Regions from separate parts of the Homo sapiens genome. Here region 2 is linked to region 1. A link is an interaction called in ENCODE POLR2A ChIA-PET data of the cell type or tissue named here. Cell type or tissue: Caco-2. All regions are shown on one strand. Each heading gives the region's core, and the rest is flanking DNA. Links, peaks and the distances in the headings are about the cores only. Region 1 has its middle 100 kb from the start of ADRA1D. Region 2 has its middle 190 kb from the start of ADRA1D.

Evidence for each region. ChIA-PET counts read pairs that join two places held together with the same protein. Peaks named below come from ENCODE experiments on the same cell type or tissue, not always from the same donor. Only the 100,000 strongest peaks of a DNase experiment are listed, where the experiment ranks them.
Region 2: POLR2A ChIA-PET joins it to region 1 with 7 read pairs; 2 of 35 experiments call an interaction of 5 or more read pairs at or near these places.

The regions. Positions count from the first base shown.
Region 1 is chr20:4,346,705-4,351,101 of GRCh38, reverse strand. No RefSeq gene overlaps it. Among named protein-coding and RNA genes, the nearest start is that of ADRA1D, 100 kb to the right of the region's middle. In Caco-2, for the core only: no CTCF peak of the experiment used is centred there; no DNase peak of the experiment used is centred there.
Region 2 is chr20:4,441,147-4,445,543 of GRCh38, reverse strand. No RefSeq gene overlaps it. Among named protein-coding and RNA genes, the nearest start is that of ADRA1D, 190 kb to the right of the region's middle. In Caco-2, for the core only: no CTCF peak of the experiment used is centred there; a DNase peak (open chromatin) is centred at 2,273.

The DNA.
Region 1 (4,397 bases), core at 145-4,144:
GGAAATAATTAATATAAAAATTGGAAAGGATTCAAGGTTGGGGAAGATCAGTTGAGGTCAGGAGTTCAAGACCAGCCTGGGCAACATAGCAAGACCCTGCCTCTACAAAAATAATTTTTTTGTAATTAGCCAGGCATAGCATTGCATGCCTGTGATCCTAGCTATTTGGGTGGCTGAGCAGGAGGATCTCTTGAGCCCCAGAGTTTGAGGTTACAGTGATCTATGATCACACCACTGTACTCCAGCCTGGGTGACAGAGAAAGACCCATCTCTATAAAATAATAAAATAAAGTACATTTTAAAAATAAAAACTAAAGCAGAGGAAATATTTTCAAATTCATCCTACAAGGCCAGTTTTACTCTGATACCAAAATCATCACAAGAAAACTATAGACCAATATCCATTATGAATATTGATGCAAAAATCCTCAACAAAATGCAAACAAATCACATCCAGCAACATATAAAAAGAATTATAAGCCATAGCAGAGTGAAATGTATCTCAGGAAGACAAGGTTGGCTTGACATCTAAAAATCAATTAATGCAACATTGTATTAATAGGATGAAGAACAAAACCACATGATTATCCTTATAGACAGAGACAAAGCATTGAGAAAGCCCAACACTTTTCATAATAAAAAGAAAACACTCAACAAACTAGAAATAGAAAGGAAACTTCCTCAACCTACTAAGTCACATCTACAAGAAACTCACAGCTAACATCATATTTAAAGATGAAAGACTGAATGCTTTCTCCCTAAGGGAAGATCAGGAACAGAATACGAACAGCTACTTTCATAACTTCTGTTCAACATTGTTGTATAAATTCTAGCCAGGACAATTTGGCAAGAAAAAGAAATAAAGACATCCAGATTGAACAGGGAAAAGTAAAACTATACAGATGGTCTTGTATATTGAAAATGCTAAGTAACACACAGACACACACACACACAGACACACACACACACACACACACACACACACACCCCATGAATTAGAACTAATAAATGAGTTCAGCAAAGTGAAAAAATGTAAGACCAATATACCAAAATCAATGGTATGGGCTTCCAATTTCTGGTCTGGCCTGTAAGAAACTTGGAAGTAACCACTCTCCCCTAACAATAAGTTAAAAACTAAACAAACTAAAAAAATCAACAACTTTTCTTAGACTTCTTTAACAGAAGTGAGGTCACAGGGCAAATTGCTTCCCCCAAAATTGAAAAGACAGACAGGGAAAAACAAAGAATCACAACTTACCAGAGCAGAAAACCATAAGCAAAAACCACCAAAGGAACCAGTGCCAAGATAAAAATGCCTGAACTGGTTGCTTAATGTGGACAAGTCTGAGAGTTTAAAATCCCAGGGGGCACCAAGCAGTGGGGTGGCGGGGGGGGGCACACTTTTGCGACCAATAGCTTGACCTGATTCTCAAAGTGAATATTAGAGAAAATTTCTCTCCCACTTTCAGAAAGGTGAGGGGAAAATGAACCATTTTTAAACATGCCAGAATATTCTCTTCTTAGATGTGTTCTCAGGAGAAACTATTAACCAGAGTCTAATCTTTTGGGGTTTGATTAGACCCTAACTGACTTATGGGAAGAGAAATACTCAACTCCAGCAACTCTAACCTTTGATATGGAAGATGAAAAATGCCCAGCTCAAGCCTACTCTAGCAATTCTGTGCCATTTAAGAGGGAGAGAGAGGAATTGAGAGGTATTTGTCAAGTCCAGAGGCCCAGGCAATAAAGATTGAGACCTATTATAGGACTATAGAATGCTTCCCTTCTCCACAACTTACCATATTAACAAAGGCCTATATACAGAAGTTCCCTATATATACCACACCACATCTAGCTATCAAGAGAAAATTACAAGGCATATTAAAAGACAACACAGTTTGAAGAGACAGAACCACACTCGAGTATGGCAAGGATGTTGAAATGATCAGACTGGGAATCTAAAACAAATACAGTTAATATTCTAAGGGCTCTAATTAGTGAAGTAGACAGCATACAAGAACAGATGGGCAATGTGAACAGACTGATGAAAATTCTAAGAAAAAGCAATAAAGAAATGCTAGATATCAAAAACACTGTGACAGATATAGAGCGCCTTTGATGGGCTTATTAGTAGACAGGATACAGATGAGGAAAGATGCTCTGAGCCTGAGAATAGCACAATAAAAATCTCCCAAACTGAAAAGCATGGAGAAAAAATACAAAAAAAAAAAAAAATAGAATGGAACGATGTGACAACTACAAAAGGTGTAAATACACATAGTGGGAATATAGGAAGGAGGAGTAAGAAAGGAACAGAAGAAATATTTAAAACAAGAATAATTGATAACTTTCCCCAAAATTAAAGTCAGATAACAAACCACAGATCCAGAAAACTCAAAGAATACCAAGCAGGATAAATGCCAAAAAAAAAAAAAAAAAAAAAAAACACCTAGGCATATCATATTCAAACTACAGACAATCAAAGACAAAGAATAAATTCTAAAAGAAGCCAAAGTGGGGTGGGGGGCAGGAGGCACCTTTATTAGGTGGCGTTGAGAGAAAGAACCTAGAATTCTGTACCTGATGAAATTATCTTTCAAAAGTGAAAGAAAAATAAAGACTTTATCCAGGCCAGGTATGGTGGCTCATGCCTATAATCCCAGCACTTTGGGAGGCCAAGGCAGGCAGATCATTTGAGGCCAGGAGTTCAAGACCAGCCTGGGCCATATGGCAAAACCCCCTCTTTACTGAAAGTACAAAAATTAGCCAGGCATGGTGACGCATGCCTGTAATCCCAGCTACTCGAGTGACTGAGGCATGAGAATCGCTTGAACCCAGGAGGCAGAGGTTGCAGTGAGCTGAGATTGTGCCACTGCATTCCAGCCTGGGTGACACAGCAAGACTTTGTCTCAAAAAAAAAAAAAAATTTCATGATTTTATGATGGAGATACAAAACCTGAAAAGCAATTTAAAAATGGAGGGACTCTATTGTCAGTAGACCTGCCTTACAAGAAATGTTTAAAGAAGTTCTTTAAAGAGAAGGACAATAATATAATTCGGAAATTTGGATCTACATAAAGAAAGGAAGAATATTAGAGAGGAAATAAGTAAAAGCAAAACAAAACTTTTATTTTTCTTAGTCTTAATTGATCGAACAGATAACAGTTTGCTCTAAATAATAACAGTAATAATGGATTTGATTATGTATAAGTGAAACAAATGACAGCAATGTCACAAGGAATGGGAGGAAGGAATTGGGATAATTTTGTTATAAAGTATTTGTAATTCTCATAAAGTGGTATCATGACATTTGAAAGAGAATTGGATTAGTTGTAAATGTATATGGAAAACTCTAGGATAACAACTTAAAAATGTAAAAGAAGAAATAAGTTTAAAAAAAGAAGTATAACATATTCTTTTTTTTTCCATAGGTTATTCGTGTTTGGTTACATGAGTAAGTCCTTTAGTGGTGATTTGTGAGATTTTGGTGCACCCGTCACCCAAGCACTATACACTGCACCCTATTTGTAGACTTTTATCCCTCACCCCCCTCCCACTCTTTCCCCCAAGTCCACAAAGTCAATTGTCTGACATTGTTTTAAAAAGAAAGAAAACAGAATTATAAAATGTTCAATTAAAACCACAAAAAGAAGGAAAAGAGTGGAAGACAAATATAGGAACAAAGAATAATGGCAATAAACGGAAAACAGTAACAAATATGGTAGATATTAACCCAACTATATCAATAATCACATCAAACATTAATGGTCTGAATATATCAATTAAAAGACAGAGATTATCAGAGTGAGAAAAACAAGACTCAACTATAAGTTATGTACAAGAAACTCTTTTTAAGTATAAAGACACATATAGATTAAAACTAAAGGGATGGAAAAACATACACCATGCTAACATCAATCAAAAGAAGGTGGGAGTAGCTAAATTAATTTCAGACAGAGCAGACTCCAGAGCAAGGAAAGTTATCAGAGATGAAGAAGAGACATTACAAAATGATAAAGGAGTCAACTCTCTAAGAAATTATAACAATCCTTAACGTCACTGCACCTAACAAAAGGGCATCAAAGGCCAGGCGCGGTGGCTCACACCCGTAATCCCAGCACTTTGGGAGGCTGAGGCAGGCAGGTCACAAGTTCAGAAGATCGAGACCATCCTGGCTAACGTGGTGAAACCCGATCTCTACTAAAAATACAAAAAACTAGCCGGACGTGGTGGCAGGTGCCTGTAGTCCCAGCTACCAGGGAGGCTGAGGCAGGAGAATGGTGTGAACCTGGGAGGCGGAGCTTGCAGTGAGCCGAGATCATGCCACTGTACTCCAGCCTGGGCGACAGAGTGAGACTCTGTCAAAAAAAAAAAAAGAGCATCAAAATACGTGAGGC
Region 2 (4,397 bases), core at 192-4,191, 94 kb before region 1:
ACCCATCCCAGCTGTCCAATGTGGTTTGCAACAGACCCTCACAGTGACCCCACTCCTACAACCAAGGAAAATAGAGATGATCTATTGAGTGTGACATGGGTCTCCCAGCCACTGCCTCATTCTCTCCTCCCCACAACCATTTCTCCCTGTTCAAGACTTCTTGGAAACACTTGATTTCAGGAAAAATCATCAGGTTATAAAGCCATGTGCAACATCTCAGTCCATTTTGTGCTGCTGTTACAGAACACTGAAGACCAGGTAATTTGTAAGGAACAGAAATCTATTATTTCAGAGTTCTGGTGGCGGGGAGGTTACAATCAAGGCACAGGCATCTTGCAAGGGCCTTCTTGCTGCATCATCAGATGGTGGAAGGCAGAAGGGCAAAGCGACAAAAGGGGACCAAACTCCCCCTTTTATAATGGCATTAATTCCACCCATGAAGGCAGACTAATCACCGCTCAAAGGTCTCTTAATACCTCTTAATACTGTTATAATGGCAATTAGATTTCAACATGACTTTTGGAAGAGACAAATAGTCAAACCACAGCATGCAGTATAAAGTGACAAAGACAATTATTTGGTGATGCCTGGAATTTGGGATTCATAAATATGAGTGACTAGGGAGGAATAAAAAGCCACAGTTGGTGGGAAACCCCAGGGTAGTCCTTTCCCTAGAAACAAGGGCCATCATCAATGGGACAGAAACAAAGAAAAACAATTTATTGTGACCTTGAATCATGTTCATGAGTGGTGATTTCTTTCTGTGGTCAACCATTCTAAGCAAGAACTGCTTGAGTGCATGTGATTCATTTCTGCAAACTTGTTCTAACCTGAGCTTTTAATTTTAGACTAGAGATCCAAGTTAAATATTTCATGTGAACAGACCAAGAATAGAAAACGAGAAAAAAAGAAAGATAGAAAGCCCTTCATTACACAAATTGCAATGCATATTCAACCAACATTCATGGAGTGCCAACGATGAGTCAGGCATTGTATTCCAGATATTTCTGCATCTACTAATATCCCTCATCATACCACACCATTCAAAACCATGCCATCTTGGATTCCATTTCCTTTACAAGGAGACTACTGGTCAACTTATGCATGCAAAGTTTTCCTGGTAGAGTTACCACTCCTTTTGGCCCCACTCTGCCTGGCTCCAGAGGAATGACTTTTTCAAGGTGGTATAGCCCTGAATGGGCTGAATAAGAGAGAAGATATCTGGAACAGCCACCAGTACGTGGCTATCTGTAAGTCTTAGCAAGGAATTGCTGAGTGGCCTGTTTCAGCCCATCTCTCTGGGGCTGCTTGTCCAATATCCTATCTTCCATGATTTGGTAATAGTCTCTCTTTTCCTGCCTGCTGTGGACAGCAGAAGTTGGGCTCACAGGGTCCAAACCATCATCTCCTTCCAGTCCTGGCTCAATGAACAGCCCCAAGTGTGGTTGGAATAGCTGTGAGCACCTCGTGTGGGCAGGGATGGGCTCCGTATCACCTTTCTCCAAACCACCTGCAATGATTTGAATGTATGTGTCCCTCCAAAATTCATAGGTTAAAACCTAATCACCAAGGTGATGGTATTAGGAGGAGGCTTCTGGGAAGTGACTGATTATAAGGGCTCCACCCTCATGGAACGGGATTAATGCCCTTACAAAAGAGGCTTGAGAGAGTTGCCTCCAGCTTCCACCTTCTGCTACGTGAGGACGCGGTAACAAGGCACTATCTTGGGAGCAAAGAGAGCAACCCTCCCTTACCAGACACCAAGCCTGCCAGCACCTTGATCTTGGACTTCCCAGCCTCCAGAACTATGAAAAATAAATTTCTATTGTTTATAAATTATCCTATCTAAGGTATTTTGTTATAGCAGCAGGAAAGGACTAAGACACCTCCTGTTCCCATGTCCAAACTGGGACCTCCCTGGGGGGATGACAACTCCCCAAAGTCCCTCCACACTGGGGAAAGAATAAGACCTGGGGTTTGGCGCACCTCCAGGAGCCTGGTTCTAACCTGTGGGATGAAATTACTGAGCTTTATTTTCTTCTCATAAGATTTTTTAAAATTTAGAACTTCACTCCACATCCAGCCATATTTGATCATGTTTAGCTTTTGGCTTTAGAGATGGTATTGGGCCAATAGCCTCCATGGAGAAAAACGCCTTACTTCCTTGCCCACCCAGGACCAGGACAGCTGATTGCTGAGGAATGTCATTTCCCCGCCTGGCACCAGGTCACTTCCTGATCCTAAAAGGCTCCACTCAAGTCAGCTCCTGCCCAGCCCCTGGGGCAATGCCGGACAAGGCTCCAGCAAACTGATTAATGTGTCCTGGGCCAGACAGGTTCCTTGGTGGCTATTTTTACTCACTCACTCACTTGGTGTTTTAGACAAATCCTACAGTCATGCCAATCCTCCTGCAGCCTACCACCCGCAGTTTATAAATCCCACCACTGAAATGTAGGTCCTATTTATAGTGTGAGCTAAATCCTGTAAAGTGCAATCATTCATTAAACCCCACATAGATCTCCCCATGCCCTGGGCGAGGCCAATGAGCGGGAAACACAAAAGGCAGAAAATGTTTGTTTAGAAGGCATTAGCTGCAGATACTTCCTCCCAAGCCACCTTATAGGTAGGCAGAGACCTTTGGTGAATAATCCAGGGTAACATTTAGGCAGCTTCTCAGGGCCTCATAAATAAGTAGTATCTGGATAGCAAGGGGAGAGAATTTTTTTTAATTTCCTTTTTTTTCTTTTTTGAGACAGAGTCTCACTCTGTCGCCCAGGATGGAGTACAGTGGCGCAATCTTGGCTTACTGCAACCTCTGCCTCCAGGTTCAAGCAATTCTTCCACCTCAGCCTCCCAAATAGCTGGGACTACAGGCACCTGCCACCACACCTGGCTAATTTTTGTATTTTTAGTAGAGATGGGGTTTCACCATGTTGGCCAGGCTGGTCTCGAACTCCCCGCCTCAGGTGATCCACCCACCTTGGCCTCCCAAAATGCTGGGATTACAGGCATGAGCCATCACACCTGCCCAATTTCCATTTCTATTTTACATTCAGGAGGTACATGTGCAGGTTTGTTACAAGGGTATATTGTGTGATGCTGAGATTTAGGCTTCTATTGATCCCATCAGCCAGATAGCAAACATAGTACCCAATAGGAAGTTTTCCAGCCCTTGCTCTCTCCCTCCCCCTCTTCTTTTGGAGTCCCCAGTGTCTATGGTTCCCATCTTTATGTCCGTATGTACCCAAGATTTAGCTCCCACTTATAAGTGAGAACATATGATATTTCATTTTTCTGTTTCTGAATTAATTTACTTAGGATAATGACCTCCAGCTGCATCCATGTTGCTGCAAAGGACATGATTTTATTTTTTTCTGTGGTTGCATAATATTCCATTGTGTATATGTGCCACATTTTCTTTATCTAATTCACCACTGACGGGCACTTAGGTTGACTTCACATGTTTGCTATTATGAATAGTGCTGCGGTGAACATACAACTGCAAGTGTCTTTTTGGTAGAGCGATTTATTTTCCTTTTGGTATTTACCCAGCAATGGAATTGCCAAGTTGAATGGTAGTTCTATTTTTAGTTCTTTGAGAAATCAGAAGATAAATCTTTAATTTTACACCTACCATTAGCTAGGAACTATAAATGATGCATTGCTTTATCCCTGAAAGCCCCATTTTATACCCATGAGAAAAATGAACCTCAAAGAGCCAAGAATTTGCTCATGGAAAGTGGTAGATCCAGGTTTTAAATGCAGGTCAGACCCAGTCCCTGTGTTTATCCCGTATGCTATGCTGAGATGTCTTGGATGAATGTGCTTATGGTGAAGCCTCAGCAAAATTGTGGGTACACCCAGCTTTGTCTCCTGGCCCCAAATCTCCTTTTCCTTACTTTGGGCATTAACTGCTGTTGAGGTCTCACAGCCTGATGGTCATTATCCCTGAATGGCATAAATCAACAGGCTGTATGAGCATTGTGTGAGATTCTACATGAGGGAGAGCATTTCAAACCCATGACAGATGAGAGAAGTTAGTACCTCCATCATCTTTCTGTAGCCTGGGAGCTCCCATCACCATTCTGAGCATGTGGGGAAGCCTTGCCTCTTCTGAGGCTAAATAATCCACCCCTAGGGTTTTCAGGGACTCTAAAACTAAACTGGCTTGTGCCGCAGTCAAGGCATTTGAGGACATTCCTATCATGTCTCTCATCCTGTACAGCTTGGAATCCATAAAAGAGCAACTCTTGGCTGGGCATGGTGGCTCCTACCTGTAATCCCAGCACTTTGGGAGGCTGAGGCGGGAGGATTGCTTGATCTCAGGAGTTCAAAATCAGCTTGGGCAACATGGCGAGGCCCTGTCTCTACAAAAAATAAAAAATTAGCCTGGCATG